Linked DNA regions of Mus musculus: regions 2 and 3 are each linked to region 1. The links are chromatin loops, found by intact Hi-C in ENCODE. Cell type or tissue: heart. All regions are shown on one strand. Links, peaks and the distances in the headings refer to the core of each region. The heading gives the core; the rest is flanking DNA. Region 1 overlaps Pot1b (protection of telomeres 1B). Region 2 holds the start of Zfp119b (zinc finger protein 119b). Region 3 holds the start of Yju2 (YJU2 splicing factor).

Region 1 (10,752 bases), core at 1,436-9,435:
TTTAATGGGGCAGTGTAGTTGGATAGAATACTGTTTCTGTACTTCTGTGGGTGAAATGCTTATTCTAACTGGGTTATTTGAGTTGTGTGTTGTCTTAGTCAGGGTTTCTATTCCTGCACAAACATCATGACCAAGAAACAAGTTGGGGAGGAAAGGATTTATTTAGCTTACACTTCCATACTGCTGTTCATCACCAAAGGAAGTCAGGACTGGAACTCAAGCAGGTCAGGGAGCAGGAGCTGATGCAGAGGCCATGGAGGGATGTTCTTTACTGGCTTGCTTCCCCTGGCTTGCTCAGCCTGCTCTCTTATAGAACCCAAGACTACCAGCCCAGAGATGGTCCCACCCACAAGGGGCCTTTCCCCCTTGATCACTAATTGAGAAAATGTCTTACAGTTGGATCTCATGGAGGCATTTCCTCAACTGAGGCTCCTTTCTCTGTGATAACTCCAGCTGTGTCAAGTTGACACAAAACTAGCCAGTACACGTGTAGAATTGGAAATGTTCTCAATGAATTGAATTTGTCAAAATAAACCAACAGTAGACAGACTAGCAGCAGATAAGAGTTAACAGTGTACACAAGCTGTAAAAATGACACAGTAAAAGAAGGTATAGAGTTGAGGCTCGAATACACTCCTCCCCCCTTCGGAATCATTTACTACCCGATTAAAATTGTCCATGGCAAACAAAACAAACAACAGGAACAAACAACTAGGAAAAGAAAATTCATCAGAGGGGCAGATAACACAAAGTTCCTATGTGCTTGGATGTAATGTTGGGTTGTTAGTCTCTTCCTCTGTGCTGAGTCTGATCTTGTTTAATGAAGTTGTTATTAGGGGATAAACGTAGGCTGTTGTCTTTGGCCTGTCTGTTCTCTAAGCAGGTTAGGGAACCTCAAACAGAACCCTCTGTATCTGCTGTTCCCTAAGTGTTCCCTGTCTGATGTCTAGAGCAGAACATACTAGAACAGCAGCATATAAAACAGTTGGATGCTTTCAATTAAACAAACAAACCAAAAGAAACAACCAGATTTCTGCTTTTAGAAAGCCTCCATGTATAAACGAGAGTCTTTTAAACCTGCAGTCATGATCTGTTATTCACAGAAATGCATTGTGAGTGATAGAGGCACTGAGTGAACCTCATAGAGTGTGTTTAACAGACTAAGCTGCTGAGTGTCCATGCAACTGCCATCCTATATGAGGCTCCTTGTTTGAAATATCCTGCCATCATATTCATTGAGGCTTAGATAGACATGCAGAGCTCATGTTAGTGATTGCAGTTATTTCTACTTCTAGGTACTTTGATATGTACTTAAGTTCATTTTAAATAATGTATTAGCCCTTTTAGGGAAAATGGATTTTTCTCTTACCATTCTTTGTGAATGCATTTCCTTCCCCCTTTTCTACTTTGTTCCCTACCAAACCTGTAAATGCCTCTTTGGTAAAGGCTTTGATATGATTTAGTTGAGCCTCCAGATCAATTTGATGGTTTTAGTATCACCAAAGGCCTTATATGGCCTGCAGTGGCCTTTTTTTGATATTAAAACATAGTAAATAAGATTGAAGATGATCAAATTTATAGATGAAATGACTGCTACTTGGGGAAAGTCTGGGATGGTTCTGTGCAAGTGAAAAAAACAAGTATCAACGCCAATTTTCTACCTATATGAACTTTTTAAGTTATGCGCATGTGTGTGTTTGAGTTGGGGTGGGGCCTGTGCAGCTGAGTTGAGATGCCAGTGGAAGCAGGCGGAGGGTGCAGTTGTAAGAGCCACCATGGGGAACTTGAGTGCTAGTAAGTTTACAGTTAACTGTAATTCAAAATATTTGGAGGTAACATGCATACAAATAAACCTTGTCTGTTTTGTTTTCAGGGTTGGGGTAAATCTGTAAAGGGATTTTCCACAGAGCAATGTCTTCGGTAAGGTGATATTTAATTTCATTTAGTATATACAGTGACATGAATCCATACACTTACCCATCTGCTTCATAACTTGATCTACTTTATAGTTTGATGTCCAACTAGCCTACTTTTTATTTGAATTTTTCTCTAGTGACAATAAAATAGAAAACTGATACCTGTACTTTTTTTTATAAGATGATGTTATATTATAGTCATATATTTACCTAATATTTGATTGTTTTGTTATCTTCATTATGTATAATATCTCCTCATAAGCTCTACAGACATAAGAAGAAAAAAAAGCTTTGTGAAGACATTTCAGTTTTTATTATTTTAAGCCACAGGCAAATTAATTTCTTCTGTTTTTTGCCAGCTTGTATTACAATCAGTTTTTATGCACCGTGATTTAACAGATTATATCCATAAAACCCTTTATATTTGTGATACTTTCTTTTAGAACCAATTTTTGCTTTTTATAAAAGTTTGGTGTCACATTATGAACTAACCAGTACCCCGGAGCTCTTGACTCTAGCTGCATATGTATCAAAAGATGGCCTAGTCGGCCATCACTGGAAAGAGAGGCCCATTGGACACGCAAACTTTATATGCCCCAGTACAGGGGAACGCCAGGGCCAAAAAGTGGGAGTGGGTGGGTAGGGGATTGGGGGGGGTGGGTATGGGGAATTTTGGGATAGCATTGGAAATGTAAATGAGCTAAATACCTAATAAAAAATGGAAAAAAAAAGAAATGTATTTCACTTGACAGCTCACAAATATATGGATCTGTTTTTTAATCTGCTCTTTGCTAACATGTATGTTAACAATTGGTGGAAAGCCGATTGCAGTTTCAGACCTCATAGCTCTGTTCCAAATGGTTTGTCTGAGGAACTGAGAGATCAGGAGCAGAGATGAGCTGTTAGCTAAAAAAAAAAAAAAAAAAAAAAAAAAAAAGTTTGGTGTCTAATGCAGCAGACAGAAAGCTCCTGTACTCACAGCTGAGTAAACCTGCAAAGAAAGCAATGTGTTGATAATGTAATGGTACTCATGTTTATTGCTTATTTATTTGCATTTCCGTGTATGTGTGTACGCCTGCTTCAGTTTTTGGGCACCACTTTTGTGCAGGTGCTCACAGAGGCCAGAGGCATTGGATCTCATGGAACTAAGGTTATAAATGTTTTGTGAGCCACTCAGTATGGGTGCTAGAAACCAAGCCATGGTCCTCTGCAAGTAAGTGGCCTTTAACCACTGTGTGTAGCTGGGAAGTACATGCAGATGCCAACAACAGATGTTCCGGTGTCTTTCTGTCTCTCTCTCCACCATATATTCTGAGGCATGCTGTCTCATCAAACTCAGAGCTCGCTAATTCTTGTTCTGCTGGTCAGCTTGCTCCCAAGATCCTCTGACTCTGTCTCCAGAGCATTGTAAGTGCAGGGTAGCTGCACACCTACCTAGCATTGACCACGGTACTCGAGCCTCACACAGTCATGGCCAGTGCTTCCTGCTGACCATCTCTCCAGCCCTGTAGCCCCGATTTTCACATTTTAGGCAGATATTGTCTTGCTTTTTATCCACTGCTGTAAATTATATTTCACTGAATATAAGATTTACTGATGGGGTTTTTGTTTGTTTGTGAGGTCTGGTTGTGGTTGTTGTATTGTTCAGTTGGTTCTGGGCATTAAACCTAGGCTCTTGCAAATGACAGTCAATGCTGTCTCTGGGCTACTTCTTTAGTCCCTAGTCCTTGGATACACATGTCCTCACTCTATAACAAGCTTTGTCTTAAGCCTGCAAGACATAATAAAAGCCTTTCATGTCTTTGCAAAATATAGATAGGGGATGCATATACTGAGTGTTTTTTGAAGATGTTATCAGATTATCTTTAGTGTATTATCATAGTTTATAATAGAAAGCCTCCAGCTGCCACATGAATATGTTTTAGTGTATTTAAAAGTGATTTCCTAGATCTCTGTGATCTAATGCTGCAGAGGTTGATCATTTGTGACAGTTATTAAAAAACAAACAAAGTCACCCAAACCAAAAAACTCTTAGCTTAACTGTGCTGGCACATGCTGTGGTCCTAGCATGCCATTACTCAAGAGAATTAGGCAGTAGGATCACATACTGGGTCTCTCAAGGAGACTGTGCCTCAAACCAGAAAACAAAATCTTACTTGGTAGCAACACTGGTCACATTTAAGATCTGTTTGCAAGGTTATTCTGGGCAGGAATATTCTTGTTCTTATACTATTAACCATAAAACAATGAAATGCCCCAGTTAGCACCATCACAAAAGGGAGTATGAGCTCATGTTATCAGCCTAGAACATGGGAAGCTGCTATAAAAAGTGTATGTTTTTGTTACAGATATGAGACATAGCTTTTTGCATCACCTCAACAGATCGCTTGCAGATCCCTGATGTAAAGTTATGTCCAAGTGCTTTTAAGTACAGTTTGCTCTGTGGATTTTGTTTTGTTCCATGCTACCACCTACCAGTGATACACATTCGCTAATCATTCCCCTTACCTAGCCCTGTTAATTCTTCCCTCTATATGTTTGTCTCTTAAGTTCAAAATGGTTTCAGTGCCTCCTACCTTCTATAGACTACTCTTAGGGACCCCACGTTGTACTGTCATCAAGGAAGACAGATTGACTACTTGTTTACTTGGAATTATTGAGTGAATTTATGTGTAATAGTTACAGATAATTTTTATTGAAGGGTACATTAACCTAACTTGTAAGAGAATTGAGTATATATAAAAATCAATGTATTATTTTATATTGAAAATAGTAACTTACCTATTAAATGGGTAGTGACTAATTTTTGTGGAATGACAAATTAATAATTTAAAAGTGTTTTTGTTGTTTGTGCATTTGAGTAAATAGTGGTTCATATCCCTAAGCTCTGCTAGCTCTCCCACTCATCACAGTGTCAGGGACATGCTTGTTAACGTTAGAATACTGGATGCATTCTCAGAGCTTCGGCCAGGGCTTTTCTTTCTGTTTCTTTTCCTGAGCTCCATGGTAATTGATGGGCTCCAGGTCCTTGAGAGCACAGAGCTGTGGTCGCCCCCTGGGCTTCCAGAGATGCCCTCACTCATCTCCGTCAGGAAGACTCTTAGAGCTGTAACGTTGATGACACACAGAGTTGAAAGGATTGTCTTCCAGCTTGCCAGCTTCTAAATTTTAATGGATTTTTTTATACTTTCTTGTTAAAGAAGTATAATTAGTATTTAAGCTGTTATAGGCTGATGCATTGATTTCAATAGATGAACTAGTTGTTATCAATAGTATAATCTTCTGAAGCTGTACATTGTTTTTTTTTTATATTTTAAACCACGTATTTTATTGAAAATACTTAATTTGACTAATTTAAAAAATATGAATAAAATGCCAAACTTTTTCACATAAATTATCATTTTGGTTTTGCCTACTCTAACACCCTTTTTCTTTATGACTAATTTTGAGAGTAAGGGCTGTGCTGCCCCCTGGTGGTCAGTCACTTAGAACACAGCTAAGTCTGTGAATCTGCCCATGTGTATGTAATTCCTGAGTGAATGACTTGAGTGAATGATTTTGGTCTTCAGGAAACACATTCCCCCACTGACATTTAGCCAAGCTCAACAAAATGGCTCTTCCTAAGTTTTCCTTTTCTTTTCTGTGTGTTTGTTTGTTTCTGGTTTTCATTTTTAGACATGGTCTTATGTAGCCCAGGCTAGCCTGGAACTCACCATATAGCCAAGGGTGGATGGGAACTTCAGGTTCTCCTACATGTACCTTTCTCCAGTGCTGACTATAGGTGAGCCACCAAACCTGGCTTTAGGGGGTGCTAGTGAGAGAACCAGGGCTTTCTGTATGCTTGACAGCACTTCACCAGATAAGCTACATCACCGACTTTAAAGACAAAAGCCTGTCAATATATAAAAGGATGGTGAGACATCAGTCTGCCACGGCAGCTTTGCCAGTGCCAGGTTTGCCACTGATTTTCTTCTTTTCCTCTCTGGTTTTGTTTTTGGTTTTTTTGGAGACAGGGTCTCATTAAGTAGCCTTGGATGGCCTAGAAGTCACTATTGTAGACCAGGGTGGCCATGGCCATGAGTCACAGAGATCCACCTGCCTGTACCATGAATTTGCAGCAATCCTCCTGCTTCAGATTCCCAAGTGCTGGGATTATAGGTGTGAGCTATCATGCCCTTAACACCATCTTTATTAAAATTGATGCCACTACTCTGGAAAACTCCATGTCCGCTTTTTGGGAACAGGAGACCTTGCCTCAGGTTTCCAGAAGCCAACCCTGAAAGGAGACAGTGGCACAGCCTAAGCTCATTCTCCAGACCAAACACTGTAGACTTGAGGTTCTTCAGTTCTCCCCGTGTCTTAGGAGCTCTCCTGTTGCTGTCACGGACTTCACACAGCATGGCCAGGTCCTGATTTCCATGGGTGCTGTTCATAGTTGCCTTATAGAGCATTTGCTCCAGGTCTCTCAGCTTCTGTCGGAGAACCTTAATGTCTGGCTTGAAGCCTTCTACTTCCAGGATTGTTCAATGCTCCACAGCATTATAGGTCTTTGTCATTATCTGTAAGCGCTTACCCATCTTGTGATCCTTGAAGATCTCTCTCCTTCCTCCTCCTTCCTCCCGAATTCGAACAAGTTCTTCTTCTAGAGAAATGTACTGTTCTTGGTACGTGTTGGATAGCTTTTTCTCTTGTATTAGCTTATCCTTAGGAGAATTAGTATATTCATTTTGAGCATGATGACTCTCGTGTAAAATGGGAACTACTTTTCCAAGTTTGTTTTCTTTCTTCTTACAGTGTGCTCTATACTGCATAATCTTTGACATCAGGTGATCTTTCTCAAGCATCCATACCTTCTCTTTATTTTGGTTTTCAAATTTTAGTTGTAGAAAGTCCTTGGTGTTCTCGTAGAGCAGTTCTTGGGTATTATGGAGAGACTTGGTCAGCTCCTTAATTTTCTCTTGGTTTCTCTGGTGCTGAACTTGGATATCCTCGACTCTGATCCATGAGCCCTTCCCTTCAACTTGCTCTCTAGAAAGCTTCATCTGCTCTCCCAGCTGCACCTGAAATGCTTCCACCTGCAGGAGGAGTGTCTCTGTGTCCCTCTGGTTGCGCTCAGAAATGTCCTCTTTGTCCTTTATTCTTACTTGTCTTCTGCTTACTCCAGGGTCTGCTTTAGAAGCAGAAGGCTCACACACATCTGCAGCCCGGAGAGTCTTCAGGAGAATGCTGACTTTGTGGGGAGGCTCCTTATGAAAATAGGTCACCTGACCAGCTCCTGGCCCCACAAGAGCTAACAGCTTCTGAATCTTTTTCTTGGCTTCCAGTTCTCTGATTCTTAGTCAGTCTTTTTCTGAGTAGAGTTGTAAAACGTGTTCCCTTTCCTGGAAGAGGCAGACCTGCATATTAGGGCTTTCTGCAATTCCGCAATCTCTTCCTCCCTCTGCTGCAAGTTCCACTCACGTTTATGCTGCTCTTCGCAAGCGTCTCTGTAGAGATTAGCTTCTTCAGCAGGTCTTCATTCTCTGACTCACAATTAGCCATTTTCTTCTGATAGTACTCTAGAAGCTCCTGAGAAGGGCAAAGGACAGCCAGTTGATCCTCGACTGAAGGCAGAGGAGTTGACTCCATTGAGTCTGCCATTTTCTTCCACCTGTTGATATCACCAAAGCCGTTGCCAGCACCATGTTTGGAGGCAATTGATATTAGGTTTAGAGGTTCAGTCCATTATCATCAAGGTAGGAACATGGCAGCATCCAGGCAGGCATGGTGCAGGAGGAGCTGAGAGTTCTACATTTTCGTCTGAAGGCTGCTAGCAGAATGCTGAAGCTGTACATTGTTATCTATTGTCACTACCTCTTCCCCAGGAAGTCATTTTCTTCAGGATAAATCTTCTAAAGTGAAATAATATAAGCTTGGTAATTTACAGGTGTTATCATAATATTGAAAAATGTAAATCACCTGCTAAATTCTGCTAAATTCACCAGCTATTCTTTCTTTCTTTAGGCCCCAGTAGCACCTTCTACATACACACCCCTAAATCTACTTAAGGAAGGCACTGTTGTCAATGTCTGTGGTGTTGTGAAGTTCTTTAAGCCTCCGTACTTAAGCAAAGGAACAGGTAAGTATTGAGATGTCGGGTGTTTTATGGACAAGAGCTCTGTTGGAACTCAGGACCACAACTCCTTTTGTGACCTGGGTCTCAGAACACTTTCAATCCTGATTTTCAGATGCCAAGCAATACCGATGTGTGTTCTTTAGTCATTTTAATTTATGAAGTGAATGTAGTCGTTAGATTTCTGAGTTTTGCTCAACACAATACAAGTAAAATTTTGGAAAGATGTTAAGTTACATGGAAACATAAGTATTAAGTTTGTGTATGAAGGTAAATATGTCACCAAATACTAAACATTCCAGTACTGTAACAGTCGCACATCAGTCATTTTCAAGTCTGGCACAAAAATGAAAAACAGGAAGAAAAAACAAAAACCCAGGTAAGTATAGCATGCATTAATGGATACAATGTGTAGACTGTTTCAAGATGATAAGGTGTGTTGGGAGAGGAAGTGAAAGAGTATTTTTGTGTGATGAAATAATTCACCTGCTGACCATCTCCTCAGCCCCTGCATCATCTCCTTCCAGTCCCTGCCCTGACTTCCATCAGTGAGACTGTAAGCTATGTGGTGAAATAAACTCGTCCTTCCCCAAGTTGCTTTTGACCATGGTGTTTTATCACAGCACTAGATCCCCAACTATAAGACATTCCCTACCCTGATTTCTTCAGTAGGAGGGCATATGTTCCGATGCACTTTTTCTTTGATAAGTATGTTGTAAGTGTCAATATCCCTTTATTCTTCCTTCATACTTGAGAATCTGCACACTATTGCAAAGCATTGAACAAAATAGAAAACAAGGAGAATCAAATGGTTTTGAATTTCTCTGACTGTATTGGTAATATCCCACCACAAATGGGGCTATTAGTCCTTTTCTCGTTCATTATAAAACTACTGGACTGTGTCCTGCTAATTCTCTCATCTTAGGAGTGACAGACAGCATAGGTGCATTGCATCTGGCTGTCAATATTTTCAGAAAGGGGATATTTTAGATCATATCTTCTTTTACTGTGGAAAATACTATTTCTTTAGAACTTCATTGCTTTCTTTTTTTTTAGATGTTTGTTTATTTCCTTTTTTTGCTTTGTTTTCCTTATTCACTGTTATGCATTCATTTAAAAATGTCTACATTAATTTATTTTGTGGGGTATTTGATGAGGATAGACTTCTTTCTACTTTCTTGACTTTAAAGTGATTAAAAAGTTATTACTTCTCTAGAAAATCAGTATAGAATATTTATATTTATTTCCTTTTATATTTTAAGGTTGATTTTTGCAGTGTGATAGTTCTATCTTTTTATTAAAAGACAATAATAGGGAAGAGTAATATTTCTCTGGCATTCTTAAGTAAGCATATTCTATTTTAGAAGCACTTTCAATTACCTTAATTTGTGTTAAATATTTTTTTCCCAGATTATTGCTCTGTTGTCACGATTGTGGACCAGACAAATGTGAAGTTAACATGCATGCTCTTTAGTAGAGACTACGATACCCTTCCCAGCGTTTATAAAGTTGGAGACATCGTTTGCTTCCAAGGGCTGAAGGTGTGCTTTATACTTTCTATAGTCGACATACACTGGAGAAGAAGTCTGCTAGTAGTAATTATGTGCCTTTTCAGAGAGAGACATTAAACATTCTAAGAGACAAATGTAAATGGTGTCAGGCATCAATTATTTAAGTGAATCACCTGCCCTCCTTCCCAAGACATGCTTCAGAAACTGTGATGGGGACTAGATCCAGTTTGTCCTCTTATTTCCAAATATAATCTATTTTATCCAGTTTCCATGTAGAATTTGTCAAGGGTGAAAGCACAGACTGTTGTCCCTTTTTAATTTACTTTTATTTAAGTTTGGGTCTTACTGTTGCTCTCGCTGACTTCAGGCATCTGAAATGTGGGCTGTGGAGTCTTGATAAGCTGAGGAGGGGAAGATTAAAATTCAGTTCAACCTCATCAGGACAAGGCACCAAAGAGTAAAGGCTATGCAAAACATGCCATAAGTCTGTTTTACCCATGGGTACTTGACTGAAAGCTATGCTGTATAGGTAGGGCAAGGTCACTTAAGGATTGTAGAACCAGGGAACTGGAGAGATGCAAGAGTAGGGGTGCTGCAGGGCCAGCTTAGTGAGGCTTAAATAACTTTATACTTTGTTAACAATTACTGTTTTTTTCTTAGTTTGTGATAAATTATTCTCAGATGCAACTTAAAAAAGAAAAGTTCAATTTGGCTCAGTCTCATGGTAGAGATGTTGGTGGCATTGTTCCTCATGTGACTGCCAGAGCAGGAAGCAGAGAAAACAAGACTAGAATTAAAGGTGGTGGATACCTTGTTCCAACACCTAGGGTCATATACCATAGCAGCCACAAGCATTACTACCACAGGAGCGTGTGGCAGGCCTTGCACACACAGTAACAAGTACCTCGTCCAGCTCAGGTAGGACAGCACCAAGACTTTCCTCATCCCACAGAAGTCCTTTTCCTGTAGGAAGGCTTCTCCTGCACATAGGTCAAAACCTACAGGTTCCACAAAGAAGGCTGTTTGCAGGATGAGCCCCACTGGAAAGAAAGGGCTTTGTGGAATCCTTGAGTGTCATACAGATTCACCCTAAGAAGGTGTAACTTAAGTTTGTCCATTTCAGGAGCTCAGCTAGGGACTTGCCAAAATGAACAAAACTCTGCCCATCATGGTGAGGTAACATAATTCAGAACCATTTCAGTGAAATACTACA
Region 2 (10,752 bases), core at 1,397-9,396, 240 kb before region 1:
TAGCTATTGCCAGGTAACTGTCGGGGTGGAGTCTGGACAGCCTACGTGACTGATGGCCACAGAATTATGGAGCTGGATCCTCTCGTCAGGAGTCTATGTCTGGGAACATGGCAAACTGGCCTCCTGTCCCTTGAAGATCAATCTGTTGGGTTTCCGAGGTTTGAACCTAGCTCAGCCAGAAAATGGGCTGCCTTTCACAGTCCCACACAGGGCGGCCTGCTGCACCTTTAGAGCCTCCTTCTTGGGACCAAGCTATGATCTGGTAAGGGGAGGGGCTCCATGAACAGCCATGATGAGGCAAGCAGAAATCAGTGACTTCTGCACCTCTACTGGGCAGCTTGGTAAAAGGTCATGGATTCAGGCTTGGAGCCAAGCTGATTCAGTACTTGTACTAGTACAGCCCACAGCTGAAATAGCTGAGCATCCCACTCACTACACTCTCAAAAAGAGAAGGGTCACCATAGAACTCCTGGTTGTGGTCATCATGGCTATCTTAATTTCACATTAGGTCATAATTGGGGAGGCACATGACTCCAGCAAGGTCACCTTGGAAATGTAGGCTTAGATTTTTTTTTTTTTTTGTAGAGAAAAACACATCAAAGAACTTCTCATACTATTCTGGTGACTTCTTGTCACTTCTACAGATTTGGACCAATTGGCAGAGCCTTGTGGTTTCTTCTGGATTGAACTGCCATTGCTGATTCATGGATAGTGTTTGCACGTGGATAGAGCTACCGGTGCTGATTTGTGTGAACTGAACTGCCAATGTCCTGACAACAAAGATTGAAATAGCCCCAAAGAACTATTTCTTCCATTTTGAGGAGGGGTTGAGTAAAGTTTAAGTTCCCAAGATCTCCCTGGGAACTGATGGCTGACTTAGCAGAGAGACATGTATGCGGGTAACTGACATCTTGGTTGGTAAGTTAAGACATAATATTAGATAAGTTGAATTGACGACTAAAATCCTGTCCTTACATTGATGGATCTTCTCTATACAACAATGAATTAAGAGACTGCAGATTTTTGATGGATATTTTTCATATATATAAATTATTTTTGATTTTTTGAGACAGGGTTTCTCTGTGCAGCTCTGGCTGTCCTGGAACTCACTCTGTAGATCAGGCTGGCCTCGAACTCAGAAATCTGCCTGCCTCTGATTCCCAAGTGGTGGGATTAAAGGCATGCGCCACCACTGCCCAGCTATTTTTCATATTTTTAAATTGAACTTTTGTTTTTTTAAAGCAAAAAGAACATCATAGCAGATTTTTCATAGCTGCCTTGAGGTATGACTAGCTCAGAAACTAGCAAATTTCCTCTGTGCTTTCTCAGTTTCATAGCAAAACCAGACGAATGCCCCAGAAACGGGACCTCAGCCCCTAAGAGGCTGGTCAGAGTGGGGATATGGCTCAGTAGATGGATGATGCCAGCAGAGGTTCAAGTCACCATACTTTCCTTTCTGGCTGGGATGGTGGGAGTCCCTCACCTCATGTAGGTGTCATAGTACTACAAAAGTTTTGGGGTTAGGGTTGGCCTTGCCAGACCATACATTTCCTCTAGCCCTAAAGGTAACCCCTGAGTTCAGGTACATTCTAAGATTGCAGGTCTTTGGAATGGGGATTCACTATCACGGAGTCATCTCCAACTTCCTGTAGTCAGGGCTTCAGGTACAGGGAACACAGGCATAGGAGCAGTAGGAAGTGAGGCGTCACTTTTTCTTCCAGGTGAGAAGGTCCTTATAAGGCTGGAAGGAAGGAGTGGCCTGTCCTGAGGCTGAGTGGGGTCTATCAGATGGAAGGCATGCAGCCAAGCTCTCAGACCCCTGTTGCACATCTACACAGCACTTCAGCAGGAGGTTGGCCGTGGGTAGATGTCATGTACCCAGGACCCCTGTGAAGATCACAGTAGCATATGTAATGTCACAGGACTTCAGTAGGGGGAGTCACTGCCTAGATGCGTGATGAAAAGCCCTCTCTTGGGGTCCCAGAGCCTCAGCGTTCCCACAAGAAATGGTTCCTGTCACAAATGAACTATTGTAAAGAGCCGATGGCCACAGAATAGATCCCGTCTTCAGTCTGGATGCTGTGTAAGCACTGCCTGAGCAGGCCAAAGGCAAAGTCCCCGCCCCAGAGAGAGACCTTGGTGCATCCTCCTAAGGCTGTGATTGGACAGGTCCCGTCTTCACGGTTTACTTCACTCATTTTAGTATAGATTTCTTTGCTTTTTGTCTTTCTTTCTTAAATTTTTTTCTTTGTCAACTCAGAATAGCATTAGTTGTTTAATCCAGCAGGAACTGCCCAGGAGATAGGAATTTCCGTGAAATACTCTTCAGTTGTAGGAAGTTGGTGGGAACTGTGAATGCTCTGCTTCCTAGTGTGACGCTGGCAGTGTGGTGAAGGTCTATTTTGAGCAGTGGTTGTACTAACACACAGCTAGCTATTCTGCCGGATTTTCTCTGTCTTGGTGATTTTTAAATTTTTTTTGTTTGTATTGATTTCTGTTTAAAAATTCTGAATTTGCTGGGCAGTGGTGGCACATGCCTTTAATCCCAGCACTTGGGAGACAGAGGCAGGTGGATTTCTGAGTTCAAGGCCAGCCTGGTCTACAAAGTGAGTTCCAGGACAGCCAGGGCTATACAGAGAAACCCTGTCTCGAAAACAAAACAAACAAAACAAAACAAAACAAAACAAAAATCTGAATCTGTGCCATTGAGACATGTGTGAGCAAACATACCATAGCACATATGTAAAGGTCAGAGGACAAGTTGGAGGAGTGGCTTCTCTCCTGTGTATTGACCTCAGGATATCACACTTGATTGCAAGTGTCCTTCCTTACTGAGCAAACTACCTGGTTCCTCTCACAGTATTCCCTTCTGATCCACCTATTTCAGTATGTTGGTTGTAGTAGCTCTACTTTCATTAAAAACAAACAAACAAACAAACAAACAAACAAACCAACAACAAAAAAACCCGGGCACTCATTCTAGAGCCCCTCCCATGTGTGGCCAGAATCCACTGAGCATAATAGAAAAGTTATTTTGAGGAAGGGTCTGGCTAAGTTAACCAAGTATTTTGTAAACACAGCCTGTAGTCATACCAGGCCTTAAACTTGTGATGCTTCGGACTCACCATTCCATGTGGTGGGATTCCAAGAACAGACCACCACTCTTGACTCTAAATGCATGTGAGAAATTAGCAATTTGTGTCGGCCTTTTTTCAAAAGGTAGTTTAGCTAAAGGTGTTTCAATTATGGTTTTAAAAAAAATCAACTTTTGGTGCCATTAGTAGTTTATTATTCCCTATCATGTAGCTGTCATCTCCAATCTCTCCTACTCTTTCTTTCTCAGCACTAGCTGTCCATGAATTGATTCTTGGGTTCCTATTTTCATATGTGTTTTTGTTTAGGTTGGAGGTGGGTCTTTGGGGAGCTAGGCCTATCCAAGGCTTTCTCAGATGCCCCGATGAAAGCACCAAGGGATCATTGCTTTTGTGACCTCTCCAAGAGCAGACTTGGGAAGGTCTGGTCTGGTGCTTGGGCAAGCATCTTGAAGGAGTCAAAGGAACCACGGTCTTCAGTTATCAGTCTCATGGGTATCAGTCTCATGGCCAGTGTGTGCTCACTATGAGGTATCTATCCTGTGTCCTTCTAGCCAACATTGCTAAATTATCTTTCTGCTGACTGTCTCATTCTCCACCTATAGTGTATCAGAGCTGTATATCATCTGAAAAAACTTGCTTAACATGAGCCATCATGTTATGCAAGACATAGTGACCCCAAACTTTCTATTTTTGTCTTCTCCTCCCAGGTTCTCACCCTGGTCACCTCCCCTTTGGGGGCCAGAATAGTTGGTGTTTGGGTTCATAGACCAAGCTGGTTTAAACTTTTTTTTTTTTTGTGAGACAGGATTGCTTTGTGTATCCCTCCCTGGCTGTCCTGGAACTACTCTTTATACTAGGCTTAAACTTTTGATGTCCTGACTCCATTTCCCAAGTGCTGGCATGATGAGCCAGTGCAACCACTAAAGGCTGGGAATGTGTGTTTTGGCTACCAGTGTTTAACTGAGAGAAGTGTGAGCAATTTAGATGAGTCTTTTTAAAAAATGGTTGATGCCCGGTGAATATCAACCAGGAGGTTTAAATTTGACCTGGATAGTCTGGGTGCCCTTTTGGCTGTGAGGCAGGTGGATCACTCCACTTGAGGTTGTTTAGTGATCTGTGTATGCTAGAGACCTTGTGCCTAGATTAAATAGCCTCCTGGGTGCAGCAGAGCAGGGACGACTGCAGTCCTGCTGTTAGGAAACATTATATAGTAAGGTGAAGTAGCTTTGGCAGATCGAGCCGAAGTGTGTCCTGAGAAATTACGCCATGCATCTGGTGTAAAAAAACTTTATTGGGGGTGGGGGTTGGGGGACTGAGGTCCTGGGGAAGGGACAGAGGCAGAGAAGTGGACATGACAGACAGAGAGAGAAAGAAGCGCACACGGGGAACAGAGAGACGGCCTGCTGAGTAGGGAGAGAGCTCCGGTGGCTTAGGTGGATACATTCATCCTGAAACAGACCGGGCGCGCCTGGTGGCATCAGCAAATGATGGCATCTGATGACAGAAGTCTCTGCTAGGTCCCCGAGAGTAGGTTTGTGGACCTGCCTGTACGCTAACAGGCGCAAGTTCTGTGGCGATATGTCCCTGTCTCTCCGCGTCTGGGACAGTTCTGTGCCTGAGCGGAGACCAGGACTGGGAACCACTGTGCTGTGACACTTCACAGCCCTCGGTGTCTAGGGGAGCTGTCACTCATTCCTCACTAGCCAATCACGGCCGCATGGATCCGCTAGCCAGAATGGGGAGAGCACTTCCGTTCCCTAATACTAAAGGTTCGGGCTCGGGTCTGAGGGAGGCTCTTGTGGTTCTGTGTCCTGGTCTGCCACCCGCTGCCGGGAGCTGTGAGGAGAGCGGGGCGAGCTCGGTCTCCACGCCATGGTGAGCGGGGCCGCCGTCCCCACGCGGGGAGGAGCCGCGGGAGACTGTGTTGGGTTCCTCCCGGGGTGCGGGAACCGGCGGTCAGACTCGCCGCCCGGCGTGATTGCGTTTGTTCACCTGAGGTCCCTGCACCTCCGGAGCGGAAGCGCGACGTCTGACTTCGATCCCGGGCTGCGCCTGCGCAGAGTGTGGGGCGCGGGTCCTGGAGTGAAAACATCCTTGTTGCTGACGTCACCATGCAGTGAGCGCCTCAGCTGCTTTTCCTGTGTCCAGGGAAGGCAGATATGCTGACATGGAGAACCCTAGTTTCTCCGGTGTCTTCTACAAGTTCTGCACTTGGCACTTGATGTTCAGGAGTAGGATCCGTCCGCAGTTAGCTCTGTGCAGATGCAAAGTGTTTGCCATCGACACAGACTTGTAGATGCCTTGACCGTCCAGTAACGTGTGTTAGTAAGGCCAGGCTCACTGGGTTTCCTGGTCTCTTTCATCAACATTTACTCTATTTTACTTGTGTATTTTTTTTTTTTTCTGTCTAAGTTTGTTCTCATGTTCTGTTGATCTCTATTCTTTCCCAGGAAGTACTGTGCAGGCAGGTTTTTCCGGTTCCCTGAGAGAACTGGGTGGGGAGGGAAACAAGGGATAATACAGAGAAAAGATACATACTTAGATCTGAGTTTGGTCAGGCAGTGGTGGCGCACGCCTTTAATCCCAGCACTTGGGAGGCAGAGGCAGGTGGATTTCTGAGTTCGAGGCCAGCCTGGTCTACAGAGTGAGGTCCAGGACAGCCAGGGCTACACAGAGAATCCCTGTCTTGAAAAAGCCAAAACCAAACCAAACAAAAGAACAACAACAAACAGAAAAAACATAACAAAAAACCCCTGAGTTTGCAGGCCTCCAATTGTTTAATCTCTACTTAGACAAGGTAAGGAAGGTTATATTAAGAAAACCTGTATCCCAGCCAAAGGAGTTGTCTCTTCCCTATTTGGAAGAAATATTTTCTATCTTTTGTCTATCTGTCTGCTTATTTTTTTTTCTTGCTGTTTATATTTTCTTTCTTTATTGCAGCTGTTTGAGGTTTTGATGTCAGGTTATCGCTGTGTTTAGTATATGTCCAGTTTTGTGTGTTGATTATTTTTTTCATTCTTGGTTACTTATTTTCATCAGTTTCCTTTGGTATCAAAAATGGTGACACTTTTTATTGGGCATTTGTTGAATTTATAGCTCAAATTCTGCATTGTGATATTTTAGCATACTAGCCAAGATGGCAGCATACTACACAGTTGCTTTCTACTCAAGGTTAGGTCATTTCCTGCTAAGGTGAGGCCATCTTCCATCTTCTCAAAGGTTAAATGTAAAGTGCTACAGCCTTTTCCTTAGAAATACCCTTTTACGAGGTTGGCATAAACATAGAAGGAGATGGTACCTATGTCATGGTCTAGGCAGGTAGACCTCCCCACAGTTATGGAATAGAAGATAGATGTCCATGGCCTCAAGCAGAGACAGTTGATTCCATCCTTGTCTTACCATATAGATTGTATTGTGGAAGGCACGCTTTGTCATCTACCTATTTTACCTTCTCAGTCCTCAGACTCAAAGTATTGCTTTGCCTCATGTTATTCCAATTGAGTATGATCTGAGCTGTGATCAGACAGATCTCCTTGTTGGCTGGAATGTAAGACTTCCACATTTCAACTAGTTAAATAGTTGAATCACATTGAAAGCCTTGATAACCTTGTGTTGCACGTCTGCACAGCTAGAAATGCAGCTCCCACACGGCATCATCTACAACAGTCACACTTTAAGCACGCGAGAGAGTGCCTTCATTGCTTCCTCCTGACCTCATCCAAGGTTTTCCAGGTTCCATGAGGGAATGGTGCAGGGAGGGAAACGAGGAATAATACCATGTACTCAGAAAAAAGATAAGGACTTAAGCTGCAGTTTGGGGGCCTCCAATTGTTTAATCTCTTCCTGGAGAGGCTAGGGAAGGTTATATTAAGGAAGCCTATAACCTACTGAGAGGAGCTGGTTCCTCACTGTTCGGATGAAATATTGTCTTTGTCTTTTTCTCATTTTCTTTTTTCTCTCTTTCCCCCTTTCTCTACTTCCTTTATTTTCTTTCACTTTTTTCCCTTCAGAGCTGCTTTCTACTTAGGTTATGTACCTGTCATGGTTTATATTAGCTCAACAGCCTCATGGTCCTATTTTTGGTTGCTTGGTCTTCAATTAGTAGAACTGTGTAAACTTAAGCAGTATGACCTATGGGAGAAGGTTTGTCTTATTTGTTCAGGTGTGTAATTCTAGGTGACTTTTTGAGGTTTCAAAAGACCAGAGCAAGGCAGGTGTTTCTTTCTGTTGTCTGCCTGTGTATCAGGATGTAACACTCAGCCCCATGCCTGCCTATCATGATGCTTCCTTTCAAGATGACAATGGACTATCACTATAATCACTCCCAAATGTATTCCATTATTAGAGTTGCCTTGGTCATATTGCACTTTCACAGCCATCGGACAGTCACTAAGACAGGTTGTTTGTATAATAACTTGACATATTCTCTCCTTATTCTGTCTTGTGAAATCAAGGCTAAATGAAAGGATAATGGACTGATCTCTAGACAAAATATTGAGTCTGTGGCACGGTTATTACTCATGACTCATACAGGGTCACAGAGAAAAAGAGACACAACAGGGACAGAAATTAATGTCACCTGTGTGGTTGTAAAGAAAAAGAGGTGTAAGTAAATTTAGACCGCAGTCATGTGCTGGAACCGATTCAGTAGTTATCAGTGAGACTAGGGCCATTAAAGAAAACGCACATGCTCTTCTTTGCACAAATAGAGAATGTGTTGTGAGGGTGCTGTACCACACAGCAAAGTGTTTAATTATGGGAGGAAAAGGTAATGTTATTCACCACCACTTCAGACCCTATCCATACTTAATGGAATGTAAAATAGAAGCATTTGCTTTTCTTTGAGAAGGCATTTTTCTAATTTGATATTTTTATGTTTATATTTTTGTCTCTGTTTTCCTACATGTCTTAACATTTGTTATTATTCTGAGCTTTACCCACATCTTGACGTTTAAACTTTGTCAGAGGCTATAATTTTTTTTACACCAGAATGGCATTACATACATGATATTAATACTGATCTCTAGAAATTGGAGTGCAGGTTATGGCACTCCCTATGTTTTTTTGTTTTGTTTTGCTTTGTTTTTAATTGTAAAATATGTGCGTGAGTCTTTTGCTTATAACTATTGATGTGAGCATGGGGAAGCCTGGTGTTCACTGAAGTCATTTAACTCTTCGGAGGAATTTTGTATGAGCCTCTCTGTGCTTTCTATCTTGGTGTGTGTGTGTGTGTGTGTGTGTGTGTTTCCTTGGGACAGGGTCACTTTATGTAACTTTTGATGTCCTGAAGATCACTATGTAGACCAGGTTGTCCTGGAAATCATAGAGATTCACCTACCTCTGTGTCCTGAGGCTGGGATTAAAAGTGAGTGCTACCACACCAGCCCATGTTTTCCCCATGTTAGCCGTTAATAATTTTGATGTAGTTTTGCTGATGTAGCCTCAATTATGCTGCTCTGTTTGTGTCTCTTTGTATATATTAGTAGGCATTTCTCCTACAATGCAGTCTCTCTCTTACTCAGTGTGAACAGAAATGAGAGGCTTGATTCGTCTTTACTGTTTCCTTCTAAAATGAGTTGGTGATTGCATTTGAAATTCTCTGACACGGAATTAGTATGTCTAGTACATAGAATTATCTAAATATATATGCAATGAAGTGTACACTTAAAATGTAGTCAGCTTCACCATATGTATGTGTGTATATTTATATATGTACATTCATCGTATACTTTAGGATGCAGTGACCTATGAGGATGTGCATGTAAACTTCTCTCAAGAAGAATGGGCTTTGCTGGATCCTTCTCAGAAGAGTCTCTACAAAGATGTGATGCTGGAAACCTACTGGAACCTTACTTGTATAGGTAATTATGTGAATTTTCCTTCATTTTCAACTTAAGGGGACATGACTTTGTTAGAGATGGGTGTTCTTCTGTGATTTTGATTGTGAAAGAGGAAGAATTGGTAAATAAATCAAACATTGTTCTAAAGTTCAATAAGAATAACAAGTTAAATTTTGCATAATTTCTAGTAATATACATTTCTGGTACCGTGTTTTAGGCTACAAATGGGAAGACCACAATATTGAGGATCAACATCAGAGTTCTGGAAGACATGGAAGGTAATTTTTATGTGCAAGCTGATACATAGGTGTCTCTGAAGAAATTTTAATGCACCCTAAAATTTTAATGAAAAAAGAAAGTTTAACCAAGCACAGCTTTGTAAGGTTTATTAAATTCTCACATACCATATTTCTTAATGTCAGGTGTTTACAAATTATTCCTTTAATAAACAAGAAAAAGACATAGGGCCTTAACAGATGTCACAGCTTTAATCATAGCCACTTGAGAACCATGTTGTAGTACTGTCCTTTGTTGCAGGACATTTGATCACATTCTGAACCCAAGATTGTGAACTGGAAAAGGCTGTTTGTTGTGGTGGTATGGCTCAGCTCTAGCACACACCAAGAGCTCTCTGTAAACAAGTGTTAAGTAAAGTGAATGATAGGTCAAGAGGCAGAGCAGTTGACCAGTTGACAGGGAGAAAACCCAGGAAAGAAAAAGGAGGATCTTTGGGTTCCAGGGTATTTAAGAGAGCATGGAGCAGCAGAAGGAGCTTTTACCTTCTGGGACATTGGTGGAGTAGGAAGGTCATCTAGGTGTTTTCTCTGCCTCCCTTGAGCTAGCAGGCTTTCACCACAGCATCTGGCTCTCGAGTCTTCATTTGGTAAATCTAATGTTTGGGATTTTGTTTTAAAAACAACAGTCCAACCACTTAGTTTTACACCACTCAAGTATCAGAAAATGCGAACACATTGGTTAGGGGATTAATGTATGTCCAAGACCTGCTTTAAGCAAATCCTCCATAGTGAAGCTAGTGTTATTCATATACTTGTAGGATGTACCATAGTATAGTGAGAGAGGTAGTTTATGAGAGTCAAGAAGGTGTTGTAGTGGAGAAACTTGAATCCCTAAAGCACATGTCTATGAGGAACAAAAAGTTAAAGCATGTGAATGCAATGTGAACACCTTTTATTTGTTATTCTTCCTTGAATAGGTGTATCAACTGTCCCTCTGCATATGGAAAGAAGCAGTGTACCAATCTCTTTCCTAGAACAATTAGAAGAAGATATGTAGTCACCCCCTTTGTGAAAAGAGGAGGTGAATGTGATACAAGTTTACAAGTACTTGGTTTTCCAGCCTCAGTGGGAATACATCAAAATACTGACACTGGAGAAAAGCCCTCTGTGGACAAGGAAAGTGGAAAATCTCCTGTCTGTCCTGGTTCACTTTGCACGTGTAGTGTGACTCACTCTATAGGAGAATGTTATGAATGCAGTCAGTGTGGTAAAGCTCTGAGTTGTTCTCTTCAGAGACATGACCAAACTCATATGGGAAAAGGAAGTGATAAATGTGAGCCAAGTAGTAAAAGCTTAACCCATCCCAGGTATCTTCAAATACAGAAGACGGCCTATAATGAAGAGGACCTCTATGTGTGGAATCAATGTGGTAAATCCTCTTTACAGCCACACCGAAGAACTCATTTGGGAATGAAATCCTGTGAATATAATCATGAAGATAAACTCATTTCACATCAGAATTGTAATCAAGTAGGTAGAACTAATACTAGAGACACAAAGCATGACTATCATCAATGGGGT
Region 3 (10,752 bases), core at 2,753-10,752, 250 kb before region 1:
AGGCAAGGGAGGGGTGAAGGGTGCTGTGGCCCAGGGCTTGCCTTCATGGGGTTGTTCAGTTCCTCATCCTCTCGCTCCTTCTGCACGCGCTTCTCCTCCTCCTCCAGAAGCTTCTCCGCCTGGAAGTTGCGCGTGGCCCCGTGCTCCATGGTGTAGTCCGTGTTCTCTGGGTCCGTCTGTTAGGGCAGGGGAGAAATGGCTGCCGGGTGCCAGCCTGAGCCCCTCATGTACATTTCTCCATTCCTTCTACCAGTATCTGTGCTTACTCCTTTGGTGGCTGTGGGCCTTTCTTCCTCCTAATGCCCACACCCTCTGGAACATTCTGTAGCCATAACAAAGAACACCTGACTCCCTCATGGACTCTTATCCCCTTGTGTACACTATTAGTGCATCCCCCTCCATCTGTGCCCTTAGTACACCTCTGGGCTGTGAGGCAGTGGGCAGTGCCACCAGACAGAAGAGCTGGTAAGGTTGTAGCAAGTTCAGAACCCCAGTAAATCTTATAATTGAGAACAGTGGGAATTCAAACTAGCTCCTGACCAAACCAAACCAAACCCAAAACTCCTTGAGTTCTTCATGTTAATGAGGTTATCAAGATAGGCCTGGAGTGTTTAGTCAATGAGTTTCCCTTCCTGGGCATCCCTTTCTGCAAAAGGTATTTAATCTCTGGTTCACGCTGAGTGAGATGTAAGCATCCCCATCTGGCATGAATAAAGCAGTCTGGACAAGCCCTTCATCAAGGACTGCCACGGGGTGCGGGTGGGGAAAGGAAACCTTCATCATACAGGCCATGCCTAAGTCTCCAGAAGAGGCCCCTCTCTACATTTGGCACTCAGCCAAGTGGGATCCTCCCCTCCGGAGCTCACTGTGGGCTTGTGGATCCCATCGTAGACTCTGTTTCACTTTCCCTGAGCGCTGTGTTGGCGGCCCAGCGGCAAGGAAGAGACTCAGCCTGACACCGCTGCCTTTCACCTCCCCTGAGCAGCAGCACATCCCGCAGTATTGCGACACCCCAGGGTTGAGGCAGAAACACAAAGTGACCCTGCGCTGTGTGCTCATCTAGCTTTATCTTCTTGCTTACAAACTACACAGATGACCCAACGTGCCGTGTGTCTGTCGGGGTGGTGGAAGCAGGGGGCCATGAAGTGAATGAGGCTAGCCTGGGCTACAGAAGACCTTAATCAAAAATAAGGGGATGAGGGGCTAGATCCTGGCTGCCACTGCAGAGGAGCTGGTTCAGTTCCCAGTGCTGACATGGTGGCTCACAAACTCTGTAAGTCCAGTGGCTGGGGACCTAAGCCCACCCCTTGTGGTCTTCCTGGGCACCAGACACACAAACGTGACACATGTAAAATAAACTGTAACTTCCTCAAGCTTATGTTTTGTTCACTTTAATCAAGTCCTATTTTTTTTTCCTATTTTTCTTCGAGGCAGGGTTCTCTGTATAGCCCTGGCTGTCCTGGAACTCAGAAATCCGCCTGCCTCTGCCTCCCATGTGCTGGGATTAAAGGCGTGCGCCACCACTGCCCGGCTTTTTTTTTTTTTTTTTTCCAAATCCTATTTTTTTTTTTTTTTTAGGTTAAAGCTTATAGTGAAAAAATAACAACCAAATAAACCAACCAACCAAAAAAACCCAACCCAATCTAAACCAACCCAAAACCCCACAGCCTCCAGTGGTGCCGACAGGAAGAGTGCTTTTCCTCTCCTAGCTTTCCCCAAGTCCTCAGGCTTTTGTGCTTGCGCAGTGGCTCAGGAAGAACATTTGCCTAGAGAATGTGAAGCTCTGACCTCCATCCCAAGAAACACGAAAGAACAGAAGAAAATCATGACTTTTATCCAGATGTGGTGGCATAAGGCTGCCGTCCTAGCAGCCCAGAGGTGGAGGCCGGAGGATCAGGATCACAGTCACCCGAGTACATCGGAGTTTGAGTCCAGCCTGTGCTACAGGACACTGTCGAAGCAAAGCAACAAGCAAGGCCCAGAACAACATGATTTTTTCCTGACCCCGCAACATATCCCATACCTTGCACACATGCAGGTGGGCAGGCTTTTCTGTGTGTGGTTCTGCTGCAAGCACCTTCCCAACACTCTGCCCTTTTGTGGAGTGTTCACAGAGGGAAAGCGAATGAATGAAGCCCCTACCTTGAAGGTGATCTCGGCCAAGCAGCGCGTGCACTTGATGTAGAATCGGAAGATTGGCAGGCCCAGGTAAGCCTCGTTCTGGACTGTTTCCTTTCGTGCATTGAACTTCTTCCCCTTGTAGATGTATTCTCCACACGTCTTACACCTGCAGCCGGGGCAGGCGCGTGAGTGTCTGTCCTCTGCTCTAGCACCCAGTGGCAGCATATGTACCTTATAGGTAGGAGGGACTGGGTGTATGGAGCTTCTGAGAACTGCCAAGGGGACAGCAGAATCCTGACCCTGGCTGCTCCCCCCACTTCCTGTCCTGGTTTACTGCTGTACCTACAAACACCTCTGGCTTAGTCCTACCTCAGGGCCTTTTCTCTGCTGTCCTGGCAGCCTGAGATTCTAACACTTCCCTGACTGTCCGGCTGGCAGACCACCTGCCCTGCCTGCCTCATGTGTCCTTGTGTTACTACAGAGGATGGGTATGACTCCCACTCCCCACCAGCCTCTGAGGGTCAGGAGGCTCCCCTCGCCCCATCAATGATACGTGCCTGACAACTGCCTGCAGAGGAGTGCGGTGGTGTGGATGAGAATGGTCCCTAAGAGTCATAGATTTGAATGCTTAGTCACCGAGGAGTCTTGGGGGGTCGGGAGGAGGAAGATGATTAGGAGGTGTGGCCTTGCTGGAGAAGTGTCACTAGGGGTGAGTTATGAGGTTTCAGAAACCCACAGCACATCTGGTGTTTCTCTCTTTCTGCCTGCAGATCAGGATGTAGTCTCCAACTACTTCTCAAGCACCATGACTGCCATGTTCCCCACCATGGTGACAATGGACTAACCCTCTGAAACTGTAAGCAAACTCCAATTAGATGCTTTCTCTTCTAAGAGCTCCCATGTTCACAGTGTCTAAGACAGGAGCAAACAAAGAAATGAAGACAAGATATAATCAATTAGTCACACGGACAGCTTCTCCATCCTCAGTGACTGTACAGGTGTGACTTACAGGATTGTGATTCTCACACACAGTCAAGTGTGAATAACTGTCTGGTTCAAAGCTGGTTGAACCCAGGAAAGTGGGGGTGAAGGTCTAAGAGGAGGCTGGCAGCCTGCCTGGGATGAGATGGGAGACAGGCTCTGTCAGAGAAGCTGGCTACAAGAGATCTGCAGGCAGATGCCATAGGTGGTGCAAAGGCCCTGGGCAGGAGGAGGGCTGCCACTAGAGGGTCCAAAATCCTGCAGGGCCAAGTGTCACTCTGATTTTCTACTGAGATAGGGGTTGGGGACTCTGTGAGGGTGGGAACTATTATCTTTGTTTGTTGTTTCTCCAGAGAATCAGCCTCCAGCCTCATGTCCCCAGGGATTCACCTCATGTTGAAGGGGGCCATCAGACGCACCACATACTGCCGGTCCTTGGGTAGCTTGAGTTTCGGGATCTTCGATGGGTCAAAGTCAGGTGGGTAGTATTTCTGTGGAGAAGAGGGCGTTGCTGTTTTCTGGTGCTCAGGTCCCATACGGGCAGGAATGGGGTCTGAGAGCCATGTTAGCAGACGCAGGATACTCTGGTTTAAGGGATCTATCTGCTCAGGATTCAGCTTGCTGGAGCCTTTCCAGACATGAGCTGTTTGAAGCACAGTCATGAGAAGAGAAGTTGGGACAGGGAGGAGTGCACAAGCTTCCAACACAAATTATATAGTGTGGTGGGTCACTTTCCTACGCTGTGACATGCCTTCTAGGGAAGGTTCTAGAGGCCCAGGGTTTGCAGTAAGGGTGGACCCCTGCTGCCTATCACATGATAAGATTCTAGACACTCATGAGGAAATGGAGGCCCGACATAAATCAGACCTTGTCAATGGTGGCCTAACCTGCACTAGGGTACCACACAGGCTGCAGGGCACCATCCCAGGGCAAAATCTGGCCAGTGAATCTCCTTGGGGAGAACAGGCTCTGGCCTCTCTGTGTGCTTGGGAGGCTGGGGTGAGGCGCACAGGGACAACCACTCTGGGTTACTGGCATGCCAATGTCCAAACCCAGCACCCGGGAATTTGAGACAGGGGGCTGAAGAGAGACAACTCCCCTCTCCCCCAAAAAGAAGCTATGTGGACCACCAACAAGGAGGCTCTGCTTTTGACACCTACTGGCAACCAGGCTCACGAGAGAGGAAGCTTTGCTAATTCAGGCGGTAGACGGGAATGATGGTGTACAACTGTCATACCAGCACTCAGGAGGCTGATGCAGAACTGTGAGTTTACAGTCAGCCTGGGCAGTGCACACAAACGTGCTGCACAGACAGACATGAAGGAAAAACATAAAGTGAAAATAAAACTAATCCTTTAAAAAGTGAATATAGCCCATCTTAGGTGTACAAACTTTTGGTCTGTGAGTTCGAGGCCATTCTGGGCCTTCTGTGTACAGTGAAACCTTAACCCAAAGCAAACATTTAAAAAACAGATCCAGGAAATGGAGAGCAAAATTTTCCAAGAGTGGAGACTGAGTCACCCCAGAAACCCCAACATGATGTAGACATCTCTGCAAAAGGTTTCGGATATTAATTCAACAAAAGCCGGGAAGAACTGAGGTGACCAACAACATCCCCTGATCTGATCTGGGGAAAACCCACAAAGAAGCAGTCCTGCCCCCAATTGGGTAAAGTGACAGAAGCTCCGCTTCCCTGGTGATGATTGGTTACTCACGAAGCTGGGGGGGGGGGGGCGGGGAGAGGGGGAAGCTAACGACCGCCCCCAAAAATGTGATTGGCAAGAGTTTGGAAAGCTCCCGCCCGACTGGAAGACGCGCGTGCGTGTGCGTGCGTGTGCGCGAGAGGGGCTTGCAAAAGGAAATGACCGGAAGGAAGCACGCCTCGCCCGGAGCCCTCGCACACTTCACCCTCTGTAGGAACATTTAGACTCTGAGCACTTACGTTTAAAACTTTCCGTTCCGACATTTTCGCTTCCTGTCCAGCGAACAAGCGAAGAAGCGGTCCTCAGTCTACGGGGAGTTTCTCCGATTCAGCGCCTCAGTGTCGCCACTTCCTAAGCCGGCTCACTGGTTGGTGCCTACCCGCTTCATCGTTCTCATTGGCTGCAATCTTTGTCGATCCGAGTCGGGAGTGCGCTTCCGTTCCCTTCCGGGTGCCGGTAGTTGAAACCCGAAATAAAGGTTCCGGGACATGTGGATCCTGTGTGCGCTTATCTAGCACACTGAAAGGATGGAGAAAGCTGCCTGGGATAATAACATTTTCTCTCCTAACTCTGATCAACAATGCTGTTTGTTTTTTTGAGTCAGAGTCTCACTGTGTGTCCCTGGCTGTCCTGTAACTCACTATGTAGCTCAGGGTGGTCACAAACTAAAGGAGATCCTCCTGCTTGTGAGTTCTGGGACCAAATAATTAAAGGCCACCATGTCCCGTTCTGGTGTTCCTTCTTCTTAAGTTTCTTTATTTCTGCTGCTGGGGATGGAATCCAGGGTCTTTGCATATGCCAGGCAGGCACTCTACCACAGAAAACACCACCCAGCGCTCTAATGCTGGGAGGTAGCCTCTCACTAAGATGCCCAGGCTGGCCTGGAGCAGACTCTGCAGTCCAGCTTGGCCTTAAATTTGAAACAATCTTACTGCAAGCCTGGAATCAGTGACCTGCCTGGTTTTCATTGTGTTTTGTTGGTGGTGGTGGTGGTGTGTGCGTGCGCGCGTGCGTTTCTTCTTTCTTCTCCTTTTTTTTTTTTTTTTTTTTCGAGACAGGGTTTCTCTGTGTGGTCCTGGCTGTTCTGGAACTCACTTTATAGACCAGGCTGGTCTCGAACTCAGAAACCTGCCTGCCTCTGCCTCCCAAGTGCTGGGATTAAAGGCCTGTGCCACCACCACCCGGTGCGTTTCTTCTTTTATGAGAGAGGAACTCACCACGTAATCCAGGCTGACCTTGAAAACTCAGTAGTCCTCCCCTCCCTCTGACTCCCAAGTGCTGGGTTTACAAATAAGAGACACTGTGCCCAACTCTTTTTACTTTTTTCTTTAAAAAATAGTATCTTTGCTGTTGTTTTGTTTTTGTTTTTGAGACAGGGTTTCTCTGTGTAGTGCTGGCTGTCCTGGAACTCAGTCTGTAGACCAGGTTGGCCTCAAACTCAACAAAGATGCGCCTGTGGCTGCCTCTAGTGTTGGGGATTAAAGACATGCACCACCACTGCCAGGCTTAGTATTCGTTTTTTACATTTGTTTATTTATTATTTGTGCCTACAAAATATGACAAGCCCCAGCATTGAGCCCAGCCCCCATTGCTCCTCCTCCTCCTATTCTTTTGGTCTTTTTGAAACAGGATTTCTAGGCTGGTCTTTAGCTTGCCACCATCCTCCATCCCTACCCCCACCCTCGATATCCTCATTTCAACAAGGCTGGGCTTTGTCCTATTTTCCTCTTAGCTGAGGAAACAGGTGCTAGGGGTGTGTCTCCAACATTCTCCTACAGGTAGCTCCTGTGCCATGTCCTTTTGCAGGGCCTTGCACCTTGCTCCATCCTCTCCCTTTCTCCCACTTTCATGCCCCCCTTCATGCACTGTACCATGTGGAATTCCTTTTTGAAGCTAGCACCATTCTGTGTCCCCCCAGGCTCCTGACCCTCGAGCCACATTAACTTCTTTTTGTCATGAAGGCCTTGTTTGGGGGCCCGTGGAGATGACTCAGTCGGTGAAGCCTTGGAGGTATGAGGCCTTGAGGTGTGCTGTGTGCACACAAACACAGACAAGCCCCAACGTCACTCACTCCATGGACATGATGGACAGACAGGGATAAAGAGGCGCTCCTGTGCTGGAGCACAGGCTGTTCTAGCTGAAGACCCAGCAGTCACCCTGTGGACCGGTACTCCTGCTTCACGGGCTCTGGCGCCCTCGTCTGGCCTCAGTGGGCACTGCACATAACCCTTTACTTATATTTGAAAATAAAATATTTAAAAATTTAAAATGGGCAAAGAGGAATTCTTAATTTTAATAGTAATTCCTATTGGGTGGTGGTGCACGTCTTTAATCCTAGCACTTAGGAGGCAGAGGCAAGCGATCTCGGTGAGTTTGAAGATAGATTGGTCTACAGAGTCAGTTCTAGGTCAGCCAGGGCTACACAGAGAAACCCGGTCTCAAAACAAAGAAACAAAGAAACAAAACAAAACACCACGATGATGATGATTCTTATTTAATCCGTCTTTCTAATTAAATCACAAAGTTCACAAAGCCCCGCACCGGCAGAAGAAGAAAGATCATCCCACAGGGTTGGAAATTGAGGTCTGAAGAAGTCAAGTGAATTATCCAGTGCTTCGGAGCAGCCCAGTACATGGAAAGTCAGTATTCAGACTCAGGACAGGCCACCCTGCCACCCTCAAGTAGACGACATCAGGGTCTGATATCAAGGATCCAGTCCCTCTTCAGGGCTTATGGGGTGCACTTTCTACTTGCCCAGGGAGGCTCCAGTCACTTGGTTTCCCATAATCTGTGAGGTCCTGAGCTGACACCTGGATGCAATACTTGGCATGGGGTTTCGAGTTCCTGAGGGTGAAAGTCGTGGCTTCAATGGGTCCCACCTGTGGGGAGAAGGGGTGTCAGGCCATTGGAAGGAGGAGGTGGGAAGGACCACAATGCATTGGGGAGCTGGGGAGCTGGCTTGGTGGGTAAAGAGCTTGCAGTGAGTTCGAATTCCCAGCAAGCAGGTAAAGTCTATTGCTGAATCACACCAACAATCTCTACGCTCCAACAGAGGCGATAGGCGGAGACAGGAGATTACCCAGTGGGACCCAGTCTCACTCAGCATCCACCTCTGTGCTCCTCCTTCTTCCAGACCACGCCCCCCTGCGCGCGCAGCTCACCTGGCGGAAGTGAGAGGCTCCTCGGCGCCGGTAGCGGAGTCGGTACTTGAGAGAGAAGATGTCCGGGAAGGGCCAGGAAGCAGGGGGATGCCAGAGCACCTGCAGGCGCTGTCCCGCTGTGCGCAGGCGCACGCCTTCCGGAGGGTCCGGCTTGACTGGTGGGAGCAGGACCGGGGTCAGCGTCCGCTCTGCCGGTTCATCCCTCACACACTAAGTCTTCGTTTGTGACTCTCATTCATTCACATGTTCGCTTTCGCCCTCAGACAGCTATTCATGGATTTGCTCCGTCCTGCCGTTCATTCATACTCACACTTCATTCGTTCACGTATTCACTAAATTCTTCACTAATTCATTCCTCTACTCAGTTACTCACCATCTCACTCACACATTTATTTATTGGTTGATTCAAGTGCAGATTTGTTTCTGGATTCATTAACTCATTCATTTGCGCTTATCGTTTATACACTCATTCGTTCAGGGATCCATTTCCCAGTCATTAGGTCATTCACTGTATCCTTTGTGAATTCATTCATTCACTCCCTAATTGAGTCATTCATTCGTTCATGCACTCACTCATGTCATTCATTCATTTACTCATGGCCTTCATGTATTCATTATGCATTCATTATGTCAGTTGTGCATTTATTCACTCATTCACTAAGTCATTCATGCATTCATTCGTTCATTCATTAAGTCATTCGTGTGCATGCACTCATGTCATTTCTGCCTTCATTCACTCATTATGCATTCATTCATTACTAAATCATTCACTCATCCACTTGATATCTGTCATGCAGGCATTCATTTATTCCTTCATTCGTCTATCTGCTCAAGGAAAAACCATTTGCTGGACCGCTCTCATCACTGCTGATAGAAGTCACAAGGGTTGCACAGGCAAAGAAAAGTGCAAGTCTCCAGTAGGCTGAAGGGCTTTTCTGAGATACAATTCTGAGAGCACAAGTCTCTGCTAGAAGACATCCCGTGCATCTGCAGAGAGCGTTTTCATTACTCCACCTACTTATGGAACACTCCTTCATGACAACACAAGCCATCTTCCTACCCTTCTCTGTCCTCAGCACTCAGGCTTCCTGTCTCTAGACTCCTCTGTACTGCAGCCCACACTGGGTGGGTTGAGTCTGGGTTGCTCACTGAGCGTAGTGTCCTCAAGGTCCCGCCACAGCTGTTGGTGCCAGAGCCCCACTCTCTCTTTGTTAGGGCTGAGTAACGCTAGATAAGCACTGGGTGCCCATCGCTCCATGGGAACGCACGGGGCACTGGCCTTCTGGATGCCAGCAATGATGTTGCCAAGGATTGGTAGGGAGGAACAGCTTTATTGCTGTTGAGCAGATCCTTAGGATTGGAGTTGGGCGATCATGTCGAGACTTCAGGTTTAAACCCTCGAGAGCTGTGTAGCCTTTCACCGACCTGCATCAGCTTTTGTTCTTGGCTTTCTTTTCTGAGACAGGTGCTCAGGAGTGACCCTGGCTTGCATTGAACATGATCTGTAGATCAGGCTGGCCTTGAATTCTCAGAGATCTGCCTACCTCTGGGATTAAAGACTTGTACACCACCTTTGGCTTTCATCCTCTCTTAACTGTGACTATTGCTTATGTTTAATGATATACTTTTGGGGAGGCCTCACTGAGGAGCCAACATTGGAGCAGAGACCCAGGAAAGCCAAGGAAGGAAGCAATGCAAAGGCCCCGGGGCATCGACAGGAAGCCTGTGAGGCGGGAGCAGAGCCAAAGGATGGAAGCTGCAGGGACAAAGCAAGAGGTGGGTGGGGGTAGGGGGGCGGCGGCAGGGAGGAGCCACGGGATGGAGCAGGTGGAGAGGGGCAGGGAGGACAGACACTCACTGATTCGCTCAGCCACAAAGGCTAGGAGGCTGCTGCTGGCGCCGCCTGGGTGCACTGCAGTGACATTTAGCATGTAGGGCACCGTGGAGAACAGGTGCACGTCGGGGATGGTGCATCGGGAGGCCTGGGGGCTCCGTTGTAGGCAGGGCTGGCTCTGCTGCTGGGTGGCCACACCGAGCCTGCATGGGAAGCACCATGGTGAATCTCGAAAGGAACCTGGGTGCCCGTGAGGCCCCAGCTCACCCACAGCTGACTGTGGGTCACGCTCAGGGGGTGATATGCTCAGGGGGACTTGGGGACTGTGGATTCTGAAGAACTCCCTAGAATACCCACACCCCACACTTGTTCTGTTGCTTTAGAAGCAGGTTCCCAAGGGGCCTAGGCTGCCTCCTACCCTGAGTGGATCAGGACATTGGAATCTCTTGATACTTGGCTTCCTCCTAAACCCTTTCCATTTTCTGACCTGTAAGTGGCAATGAAGGACGTGGATCTGGTGGAGTTGGGAGCCTGGAGAGGAGTCCAGGAGCAGTCCACGGCCACGGGATACCGAGAAGCATGGCATTGCACTCTGGGCTGGCTTAGAGCCACGAGAGCTGGAGGAGACAAAGGAACAGGAGCTTCCGTAGGCCATGTAGGACCTGTTATGCATGGAAGCATGAGCTCCTATACTTACTACAAACCCCAAGGTTCTTAGCTCAATTTCTAGATGAGAAAACTGAGGTTTTTTTGTTTTTTTGTTTTTTTTTTTTTTTGGTTTTTCGAGACAGGGTTTCTCTGTGTAGCCCTGACTGTCCTGGAATTCACTCTGTAGACCAGGCTGGCCTGGAACTCAGAAATCCACCTGCCTCTGCCTCCTAAGTGCTGGGATTAAAGGCGTGTGCCACCACTGCCTGGCCTGAGGTTTTTTTTTTTTTTTCTTCTTTTTTTC

What was found. Peaks named below come from ENCODE experiments on the same cell type or tissue, not always from the same donor. Only the 100,000 strongest peaks of a DNase experiment are listed, where the experiment ranks them.
Region 2: it touches region 1 in a loop (4-fold over the local background); 12 of 42 quality-filtered maps call a loop at or near these places.
Region 3: it touches region 1 in a loop (7-fold over the local background); 15 of 42 quality-filtered maps call a loop at or near these places.

The regions. Positions count from the first base shown.
Region 1 is chr17:55,697,274-55,708,025 of GRCm38, reverse strand. Pot1b (protection of telomeres 1B) reads left to right here. Exons shown (of 17, transcript NM_028370.2): 3 at 1,874-1,920; 4 at 7,920-8,034; 5 at 9,439-9,569. The coding sequence starts at 1,912. It also overlaps the pseudogene Gm18648. Among named protein-coding and RNA genes, the nearest start is that of Pot1b, 10 kb to the left of the region's middle. In heart, for the core only: a CTCF peak has its summit at 5,393 (motif pointing left); no DNase peak of the experiment used is centred there.
Region 2 is chr17:55,939,390-55,950,141 of GRCm38, reverse strand. Zfp119b (zinc finger protein 119b) reads left to right here and starts at 4,883. Exons shown (of 4, transcript NM_146249.4): 1 at 4,883-4,970; 2 at 8,830-8,956; 3 at 9,153-9,213; 4 at 10,149-10,752. The coding sequence starts at 4,968. In heart, for the core only: no CTCF peak of the experiment used is centred there; DNase peaks (open chromatin) are centred at 4,801 and 5,131; H3K4me3 peaks cover 1,723 bases; H3K27ac peaks cover 1,380 bases; H3K27me3 peaks cover 390 bases.
Region 3 is chr17:55,953,554-55,964,305 of GRCm38, reverse strand. Ebi3 (Epstein-Barr virus induced gene 3) reads right to left here. Exons shown (of 5, transcript NM_015766.2): 2 at 10,288-10,417; 3 at 9,825-10,003; 4 at 7,967-8,121; 5 at 7,284-7,684. The coding sequence ends at 7,529. It overlaps Yju2 (YJU2 splicing factor), which reads right to left and starts at 5,119. Exons shown (of 8, transcript NM_028381.3): 1 at 5,045-5,119; 2 at 3,493-3,593; 3 at 2,143-2,287; 4 at 42-176. The coding sequence starts at 5,068. Gm16712 (predicted gene, 16712) reads left to right here and starts at 4,905. Exons shown (of 3, transcript NR_108021.1): 1 at 4,905-5,172; 2 at 7,330-7,444; 3 at 7,939-9,535. It also overlaps a transcript of Zfp119b not described here. In heart, for the core only: a CTCF peak has its summit at 7,005 (motif pointing left); DNase peaks (open chromatin) are centred at 3,965, 5,175, 6,895 and 7,985; H3K4me3 peaks cover 2,677 bases; H3K27ac peaks cover 1,931 bases; H3K27me3 peaks cover 2,637 bases.